3 separate regions of the Homo sapiens genome follow, and regions 1 and 2 are each linked to region 3. Evidence: chromatin contacts called from ENCODE Hi-C or POLR2A ChIA-PET data. All regions are on one chromosome and are shown on one strand. The core of a region is the stretch at or near the end of the contact, and the rest is flanking DNA. Distances in the headings are between cores, read along the strand shown. Region 1 overlaps LOC124903679 (a long non-coding RNA gene). Region 2 overlaps SRCAP (Snf2 related CREBBP activator protein). Region 3 holds the start of ARMC5 (armadillo repeat containing 5).

Region 1 (2,754 bases), core at 95-2,594, 650 kb before region 3:
GCAGTGGTGTGATCTCGGCTCACTGCAACCTCTGCCCCCTGGGTTCAAGCGATTCTCCTGCCTCAGCCTCCCAAGTAGCTGGGATTACAGGCGCCCGCCACCACACCCGGCTAATTTTTATACTTTCAGTAGAGAGGGGGTTTCATCACGTTGGCCAGGCTGGTCTTGAACTCCCGACCTTGTAATCCACCTGCCTCGGCCTCCCAAAGTGCTGGGATTACAGGCGTGAGCCACCACGCCTGGCCTAACCCGTTTCTTAATCCATAAAATGGGAATAATATTAACATTCCCTTCACAGAATTGCCCTGAGGTTATAGAGATAAGGTGTGTAAGGAACCTAGCACACAGAAGGCTCTCAGTAAATAGCAGTTATTACTATCATTTTTATCATGTTTCTTATTCTCATGTCTCAAACGTGACCCTCCACCAAAAGTTCTTTTATAGCAGAGTATAAATAATGGAAAAAAATGATATATAGCTTTTTTGTTTCCCCTCCAGACAGTGTCTCACTGTCACCCAGGCTGCAATGCAGTGGCGTGATCATAGCTCACTGCAGCCTCAAGCCTCTGGGCTCACGCTATCCTCCCGCCTTGGCCTCCCAGTGCTGGGATCACAGGCGCGCGCCACCACGCGGGGTCCAGCCTCTCTTCTGAGTGCTGCACATGCATTAATTCATGGAATCCTTACAGCAACCCCTTGCAAGGAAGAAAGCTGTGACTCAGAGAGGTTGAATAACTTGTCCGAGGAGCTCAGCCATGAGGCGGATCGGGGATGGAAACCCAGGCCGTGGGCCCTGCGCGGTTACAGGCATTCAATCCTCCAAATGTCCCCAGAGTGACTAGCGGCCATCATTCGGCCCTTCTCAGGAGGAAAGCGAGCGAACACCTCACGCGGCGACGGCCTCCCGGAGCTGAAGGGGTTATTCCCACTGAGACGCGGTCGCCTCCGCTCCTAGAGAGGCCCACGGAGGGCGCCGCACTTCCGGCCTGGGTCCAGCTTTGGCTCCGGCTCCCGCTCCTGACCTGCTGCTTCCCGGGCTGGCGTCCGGGCCGGCGTCCGGGCCCAGGCGACCGGGGCCTCCGAGCTCAGAGGCAGTGCCGAGGACCGAAGGAGGGGAAGGGATTCCCCAAAGGCATCCCTGACTCCCGAATTCCAGCAAGGGAGAATCAGGCGCTGGGGAGGCAAGGAGAGGGCCGCGGCTCTCCTCGGGGGCCGCGGGGCGCGACTCTTCCAGGACCTCGGCTGCTTTTCCCAGTAAAGCCCAGGCGGCCCGAGGCTGGCCGAGGGAGCGACCCTCTCCTGCCTCTTCTGGAAGGGCCGCTTCCCCGCCCTGCTGTAGACCCCGAGCTCCCTGGGGGAAGGACCCGCTCCTTCCATCCTCCACCCTCCCGAGCACCAGCCTGGGAAGGAGGGGATCCCAGTTCCTCCTTAGAGGCGACTCCTTTATCAAGTCTGATTTAGACATGGGCTCGTCCAAGGTCGTTCAGCAGCGAGTAGCGGAGCTGGGGCTGCACCGAGGAGCTCAGGCCCCACTCCGTGTTGCGGTCAAGACCAGATTTTGGGGTCAGCTTCTCAAACTCAGCACTACCAGCACCAAACTAAACTACCTGGCCCCTCCTCCCGAGAGAGGGTTCATTCTCAATCAAATCGGAACCTCAGTTTTTCTCTCCTGCTTTCCGTCCGCTTCCCTCGTCCTCCCTTGACCATACTTTTATGCTTCATCTTTTCCATCCAACCCGTCTTTCCAGCCCTCCCTCAGCCGTACTGCCGCAAACCTGTGTCGTTGCAACAACCTGCAACCTTGCCTGCCTCTCCCTTTTATTTCACGTGAAACTCCACTACAAGGAGTCCCCAAATCCTTGCCTCAGGCCACCCCTCGTTCCAAAAATACCTTTTAGTGATTTACTCACTGCCTGTGAGTTCAAGTCAAAACTCAGCTTGGCATTCAAGACGATTTGAAACCTGGCTCAAGCCCACCTCTCAAGAGGATTTGAAACCTGGCTCAAGCCTACCTCTCTAACCTGATCTATCTTGGTTCCCTAAGTAGAGGTCACAGATTGGCAGATGCAACTGGGAAATGTGTTTCAACTGGCAAAGAGTGTTTCTTTTCTTTTTCTTTTTCTTTTTTTTATTGGAGCCAATGGCCAGGCGCGATGGCTAAAGCCTGTTATCCCAGCACTTTGGGAGGCTGAGGCAGGCGGATCACTTGAGGTCAGGAGCTCGAGACCAGCCTGGCCAAATGACGAAACTTCATCTCTACTAAAAATACAAAAATTAGCTGGGCATGGTGGCTTATGCCTGTAATTCTAGCACTTTGGGAGGCCGAGGCGGGGGGATCACGAGGTCAGGAGATCGAGACCATCCTGGCTAACACGGTGAAACCTCGTCTCTACTGAAAATACAAAAAAATTAGTCGGGCGTAGTGGCGGGCGCCTGTAGTCCCAGCTACTCCGGAGGCTGAGGCAGGAGAATGGCGTGAACCCGGGAGGCGGAGCTTGCAGTGAGCCGAGATCGCTCCAGCCTCGGCGACAGAGCAAGACTCCGTCTCAATTAAAAAAAAAAAAAAATACAACTTCAAACTCTTGAAGTTATATTGGGAGAAGTAGTTTCCCAAAGAAAGGACAGAGAGGGAAATTGATAGGCATCAAAGGCATCAAGCACCTAGTGTGTGCCAGAGAACGACAGATGCTTTCACATTTTTTTCTTTTTCTTTTTTCTTTTCTTTTCTTTCTTTCTTTCTTTTTTTTTTTTTAG
Region 2 (2,884 bases), core at 328-2,827, 740 kb before region 3:
CGCCTCCACAAGGTAGGGCCTGCAACAGTTTGTCAGGGTATTGGGAATGGTAAGGAACCATTCCTGAGCACCTGGGCAGTGCCCAGGAAACCCTTGGGGAGAGGGAAGTCAGTGCCAGGCTAAACTCCTTTGTCAAGCTGCAGTGTTCTAGTGACTAACCCATTGCCAGATTGAGTGACCTCATCTTAGTCATCAATTCTGTTTTTTTTTTTTTTTGAGACTGAGTCTTGCTTTGTCGCCCAGGCTGGAGTGCAGTGTTGCAATATCCATTCACTGCAAACTCCGCCTTCTGGGTTCACACCATTCTCCTGCCTCAGCCTCCCGAGTAGCCAGGACTACAGGCACCCGCCACAAAGCCTGGCTAATTTTTTTTTTTTTTTTTTTGAGACAGAGTTCACTCTGTCGCCCAGGCTGGAGTGCAGTGGCGCGGTCTTGGCTCACTGCAAGCTTTGCCTCCCAGGTTCATGCCATTCTCCTGCTTCAGCCTCCCGAGTAGCTGGGACTAAAGGCGCCCACCACCACGCCGGGCTAATTTTTTGTATTTTTAGTAGAGACGGGGTTTCACCGTATTAGCCAGGATGGTCTCCATCTCCTGACCTCATGATCCGCCTGCCTCGGCCTCCCAAAGTGCTGGGATTATAGGCATGAGCCACCGCGCCCGGCCTACGCCCGGCTAATTTTTTGTATTTTTAGTAGAGTCGGAGTTTCACCGTGTTAGCCAGGATGGTCTCGATCTCCTGACCTCGTGATCTGCCTGCCTCGGCCTCCGAAAATCCTGGAATTAAAGGTGTGAGCCACCGTGCCGGGCTTTTTTTTTTTTGAGACAGAGTCTCTCTCTGTCACCCAGGCTGGAGTGCAGTGGCGTGATCTGGCTCATTGCAACCTCCACCTCCCAGGTTCAAGCGATTCTCCTGCCTCAGCCTCCTGAGTAGCTGGGGTTACAGGTCTGCACTACGATGCCTAGCTAATGTTTGTTATTTTTAGTAGAGGCGGATTTCGCCATGTTGGCCAGGCTGGTCTCGAACTCCTGACCTTAAGTGATCCGCCCTGCCCCCGCTTGGCCTCCCAAAGTGTTGGGATTACAGGTGTGAGCCACCGTTCCCAGCCTGTTTGTTTTTTGTTTTTTTTTAAATGGTGATGTTTTTGTCCTTACTGTCTTTGAGTAGAATGGTACTGCTGATTGATCCCTGCTTGGATTTCTTCAACTTCATATTGTTGGTGTTTTCTCTCTCTGGTCTTCTTTGGCTCTTCCTTTTTCGCCCAACTTTTAAATCACAACATCTTTCAGCATTCTGATCTTTACTTTTTTTGTCTTCTCAGTCTGCATATCTCACAGGCCTACTCATTCCTAAGGCTTTGACTATTTCTTATGTGATAAAGACTCTCCAGTCTGTACTAAAATTCCTTGACTTTCTAGATCACTTGACCTGTATTTAAATTTCTGATTTGCTATCATTAATTGAGAGTTCCTCTTGAACTCAACACTGTTCTAAGCTAGACATCTCTGGCCTTATAGCCTGTTATTTCTACTTCATCTTGGTCAATCACTATCATTCGGTAAACTAAGCTAGAAAACAGGAAGTCGGCCGGGCGCGGTGGCTCACGCCTGTAATCCCAGCACTTTGGGAGGCTGAGGCAGGCGGATCACGAGGTCAGGACATCAACACCATCCTGGCTAAAATGGTGAAACCCCGTCTCTACTAAAAATACAAAAAATTAGCCGGGCGCGGTGGCGGGTGCCTGTAGTCCCAGCTACTCAGGAGGCTGAGGCAGGAGAATGGCATGAACCCGGGAGGCAGAGCTTGCAGTGAGCCAGGATTGCGCCACTGCACTCCAGCCTGGGTGACAGAGCGCAACTTTGTATCAAAAAAAAAAAAAAAAGAAAACAGGAAGTCTTCCTTAACTATTACTTTTCCTTCATTTATCTCTGTTCCTTTACTTCTTCCGTGTCACTGTAGACATTGATGACTGTGTCCTATTAGATTTTATCTTCTGAGATTACAGATTTGCCTTTTGTTTTATCTCCTGTCAAGGCCACAGTTTTTATTCTCCTCATCTTCTAGATTTATTTGCATCATCTTGTAAACTTAACAATTACTCCTCAAAATCTAGTTTGAGTTTTCTATTCTGCGTAGTTGGTCTGCCCACAGTGCTTCCTTATATCACTTCCTGTGTCATGGTATCATTTTGTGTCTGTCTCCTTCAGCAGACAGCAGATCCCTTGAGGGCTTGCAGTTGACTCATCTTTGTGTGGTTGGTGTCTGATATGGTGTGCCGTATGACTCCATTAGTGTTTGCTGAGGGGCTTAGGCTGGGGCTCGGTGCCTGAGTTCTCCTGTTTAGCCTCCAGCTTAATTTGCTTTTAGGTTTTGAGGCCTTTTTTACTGCGCCGAGTTAAGGTGGATGTTGAGAAGCAGATGCCCAAAAAGTACGAGCATGTTATCCGCTGCAGGCTCTCCAAGCGTCAACGCTGTCTCTATGATGACTTCATGGCACAGACCACGTAAGGGAGGAAGGAGGGTGGGCCCTGGGACTCGAGATTGGAGTGTAGGTGGCTGTTAGGACGTCTCATTTATTTTTCCTCTTTCCCCAGAACTAAGGAGACACTAGCCACAGGCCATTTCATGAGCGTCATCAACATTTTGATGCAGCTGAGAAAAGTTTGCAATCATCCAAATCTGTTCGACCCTCGACCGGTTACCTCCCCTTTCATCACCCCAGGCATCTGCTTCAGCACCGCCTCTCTGGTGCTAAGGGCCACGGATGTCCATCCCCTCCAGGTAAGTATGATTCCATTAATATGAAATGTAAAGGTTATCGGCATTACTCCAACCATGTACCTCTTTTCGTTAGACTGGGGTCTGACTTTTGCATCCTCATGACT
Region 3 (2,723 bases), core at 161-2,660:
TGGGAGCTGTGGCCGAAGGTCTGGCCACACTCACCACCAAGCATCAGGTTTCCGGACTTTGTGACTGTGCTGGTGCCGCAGCAGATTCCAACTGTGCACAAAACTCTTACTACAAACAAGGCACTTAGAGGCCTTCTCACCCATGTGGAGCGCAGGTGCTGCAACAGGGTGGAGCCAAGGCTGAGACTCTTGCCGCAGTCCCCTCAGCGGTAAGGCTTTTAGCGGTGTGAGCGCGCTGGTGCTGGATCAGGTTGGAGCTGACGCTGAAAGTCTTACCACACTAGGCACAGGCATAGGGCCGAAGCGATGGTCACACTCGGGGCAGGAGTACGGCTTTTCACCGGTGTGTACCCAGTGGTGCTTAACCAGATCAGAGCCACATCGGAAGCTTCTGCCATAACCCGGACAACGGTAAGGCTTGTCACCAGAGGGGCTGCCTTGGTGGTGAATGAAGCCGGGGAGGCAGGCTGTGGTCAGTCCACATTTCCGGCACTCGCAGGTTTTGGGGCTTGTAGACGGTTGCTCTTGGCAAAGGCTTCTTCCTCCCCAGGGCTAGAGCCTGACCATTTTCCGGGCGGGCAGCTGCCCCGACCACACCAGGAAGGGCTGCTCAGGCGGAGCCACCTCGCAATCCAGGGGTGACCTGGGGGCTCCCCGGGACGCGAATGTCCCGCTCCCCCGCCGCCCCGCCCCGTCCGGATTCTCCCTCGCCTCTTCTGGCGCGGCCGACTGCGCTGCGAGTGAAGAACTCCCCGTTTCCTAGATGCCAGCTCCTGAGCTCACGAGCACGTCCAGAGCGGAGGACACTCGGGACACCGGGGTCCAGCTCCGGAAACGGAAAATTCCACAAGCCCGTCACTCTAGGAAGCGGCAGCGAACGTTCTCGGTAGGTTTAACCCTCTTCTTCCTCTGACCGAGCGAGGGCTCCCCGTCTGCGGCGCGGTCAGGACCCCGCACTTTCGGCCCGGCTCGGGGTTCTCGGAGTCCGTCCCAAGGCCGGGCCGCACCACCGCTGGGGGGCAGCGAAGCGAGCCTAGAGGAGAAAAGGCGGTCCCCGCCGAGTGCACGCCGGGGGCGGGGCACGGCACGAAGGCTCCGTGGTCGGACTTCTGGGCTGTTCGGAGGCCCTGGCCCACCTGGAGGGCCCTGGAAGAGTTTCCAGCGCTTCCCGAGGTAGGCGTGAGAAGCTCGACGCGGACCACATCTCCCTCATGCACCGCCCGCACGTCCCAGGATGCGCTGCGATTAAGGTACTGCCGCGCCTCGTGTGCAAGGACAGACTTCCGGGGTCGAGAACTACAACTTCCGACTTGCATCACTGCGGTGGCGCTAAACAGCGTCAGCGAGGCGGTGCCCGACGATTTCCCTGTCTTCCAGTTCCGCTCCCTGGGATCAGCGGCGAGAAGCGGGGCGGAGTCTGAGGCCCGAGCCAAGATGGCGGCTGCGAAGCCAACCCTCACGGACTCGCTCTCGTTCTGCCTCGCGCAGCTCGCGGCGGCGGCCGGGGAGGCTCTGGGTGGGGAAAAGGACCCAGCGACCAACGAGACACCCCTGAGCCGCGCGCTCCTAGCCCTCCGCACGCGCCACATCAAGGCAGCGGGGGGAATCGAGCGCTTCCGGGCACGCGGCGGGCTCCGCCCCCTACTCGCGCTGCTACGGCGAGCGGCTGCAGCGGGTTCCGCCCCGTCCCAGGCAGGCCCCGGCTCCGCCCCCTCGTCGGCCGCGTCGGGAGCTTCTAGCCCCGCCCCCGCGTCGGGCCCCGCCCCCTCCGCTGTGTCGTCGTCTAGTCCTACGCCGCCAGTGCGCCTGCGCAAGACGCTGGACTTGGCGCTCAGCATCCTAGCCGATTGCTGTACGGAAGGGGCGTGCCGGACCGAAGTGCGCAGACTCGGAGGCATACTCCCTTTGGGTAAGTGCTCCGCCCCCGTTTCCTAGAAAGATTAGGTTTGCAACTCCCTTGCTCTCTAGACCCGGGCAGTCTGGAGTTCTTTGTGTCCTATCCCGGAATAACGTGCTTTGTGATGGCGCATCGCTCCTGTTTCTCAATCTGTTGTGCCCCGTGACGTCACTGCACTCTCTATAGATGAGAGAGAGCCCTCCCAGACCAGATAATTGTAGCCATTATCTAGGAATTGGTTGTTGAGGACTTCTTTCGAAGCTGGACTAGCGGAGGCCAAAGAGTTATTTGGTGATTTTTTCAGATGATTCTTACCGTCCAGTTATGATGTTCATAGCAGACATTCAGTGCCCAACTATGTGTCCGGCCCTGTGCAAGGTTCTGAAGCCCCACTGATGAGCTGGAAGGTGTAGTGGTTCAGAAAGGGAGATCTGCAAAAGTCACCTAACCCCTCCGAGGCTAGGATTCCTTGTAAAATGGGGCAATAATAGCTACCTAAAAAAATCAGAGTGGGGAGAAAACGAAGTACAAATATGGCACGAATATGCAAATATTCTAAGCATGATACGTATTTCAAGTTATTAAAAACTAGCATAAGCTGGGTGCAGTGGTACGCGCCTGTAGTTCCAGCTATTTGGGAGGCTGAGGCGGGAGGATCCCTTGAGCCTAGGAGGTTGAGGCTGCAGTGAACAATGACTGCCTGTGAATAGCCACTGCATTCCAGCCTGGGCAACGTAACAAGACCTCGTATCTTAGAAAACCAAACAAATCAGTAGTCGCTTAGGAAGCAGGAAAAAATAAATAAAAATAATTAAAACCAGCACAG

What was found. A loop is a pair of places that touch in the nucleus more often than their neighbours do. ChIA-PET counts read pairs that join two places held with the same protein, here RNA polymerase II (POLR2A). Pooled maps may share reads with other maps.
Region 1: a loop to region 3 is called in a pooled map, with 4 times the contacts of the local background. The contact joins the enhancer-like site here to the promoter of ARMC5 in region 3. A Hi-C loop is called at or near these places in 1 of 168 maps with a recorded cell type or tissue (chondrocyte), 1 of 37 single-sample maps with no recorded cell type and 6 of 50 pooled maps. POLR2A ChIA-PET finds 5 or more read pairs at or near these places in 5 of 52 experiments (Caco-2, PC-9, Panc1 and 2 more).
Region 2: POLR2A ChIA-PET joins it to region 3 with 13 read pairs in activated naive CD4-positive, alpha-beta T cell. The contact joins the enhancer-like site here to the promoter of ARMC5 in region 3. POLR2A ChIA-PET finds 5 or more read pairs at or near these places in 2 of 52 experiments (HEK293 and activated naive CD4-positive, alpha-beta T cell).

Annotation. Positions count from the first base shown.
Region 1 is chr16:30,804,632-30,807,385 of GRCh38, forward strand. All of the region lies in intron 1 of LOC124903679 (a long non-coding RNA gene), which reads left to right. Among named protein-coding and RNA genes, the nearest start is that of ZNF629, 19 kb to the left of the region's middle. RefSeq lists silencers at 817-876, 1,017-1,106. Within about 2 kb of position 1,345, at least 36 of the 41 ENCODE cell types and tissues checked have a DNase peak (open chromatin) inside an H3K27ac peak, as active enhancers do; they include PC-9, where a contact is called at or near this core.
Region 2 is chr16:30,713,700-30,716,583 of GRCh38, forward strand. It overlaps SRCAP (Snf2 related CREBBP activator protein), which reads left to right. Exons shown (of 34, transcript NM_006662.3): 16 at 1-12; 17 at 2,367-2,503; 18 at 2,594-2,780. Among named protein-coding and RNA genes, the nearest start is that of SNORA30, 4.6 kb to the left of the region's middle. Within about 2 kb of position 1,578, at least 12 of the 41 ENCODE cell types and tissues checked have a DNase peak (open chromatin) inside an H3K27ac peak, as active enhancers do.
Region 3 is chr16:31,458,091-31,460,813 of GRCh38, forward strand. It overlaps ARMC5 (armadillo repeat containing 5), which reads left to right and starts at 1,411. Exons shown (of 6, transcript NM_001105247.2): 1 at 1,411-1,909. The coding sequence starts at 1,435. RefSeq lists enhancers at 541-1,081, 1,080-1,419 and a silencer at 1,610-1,959.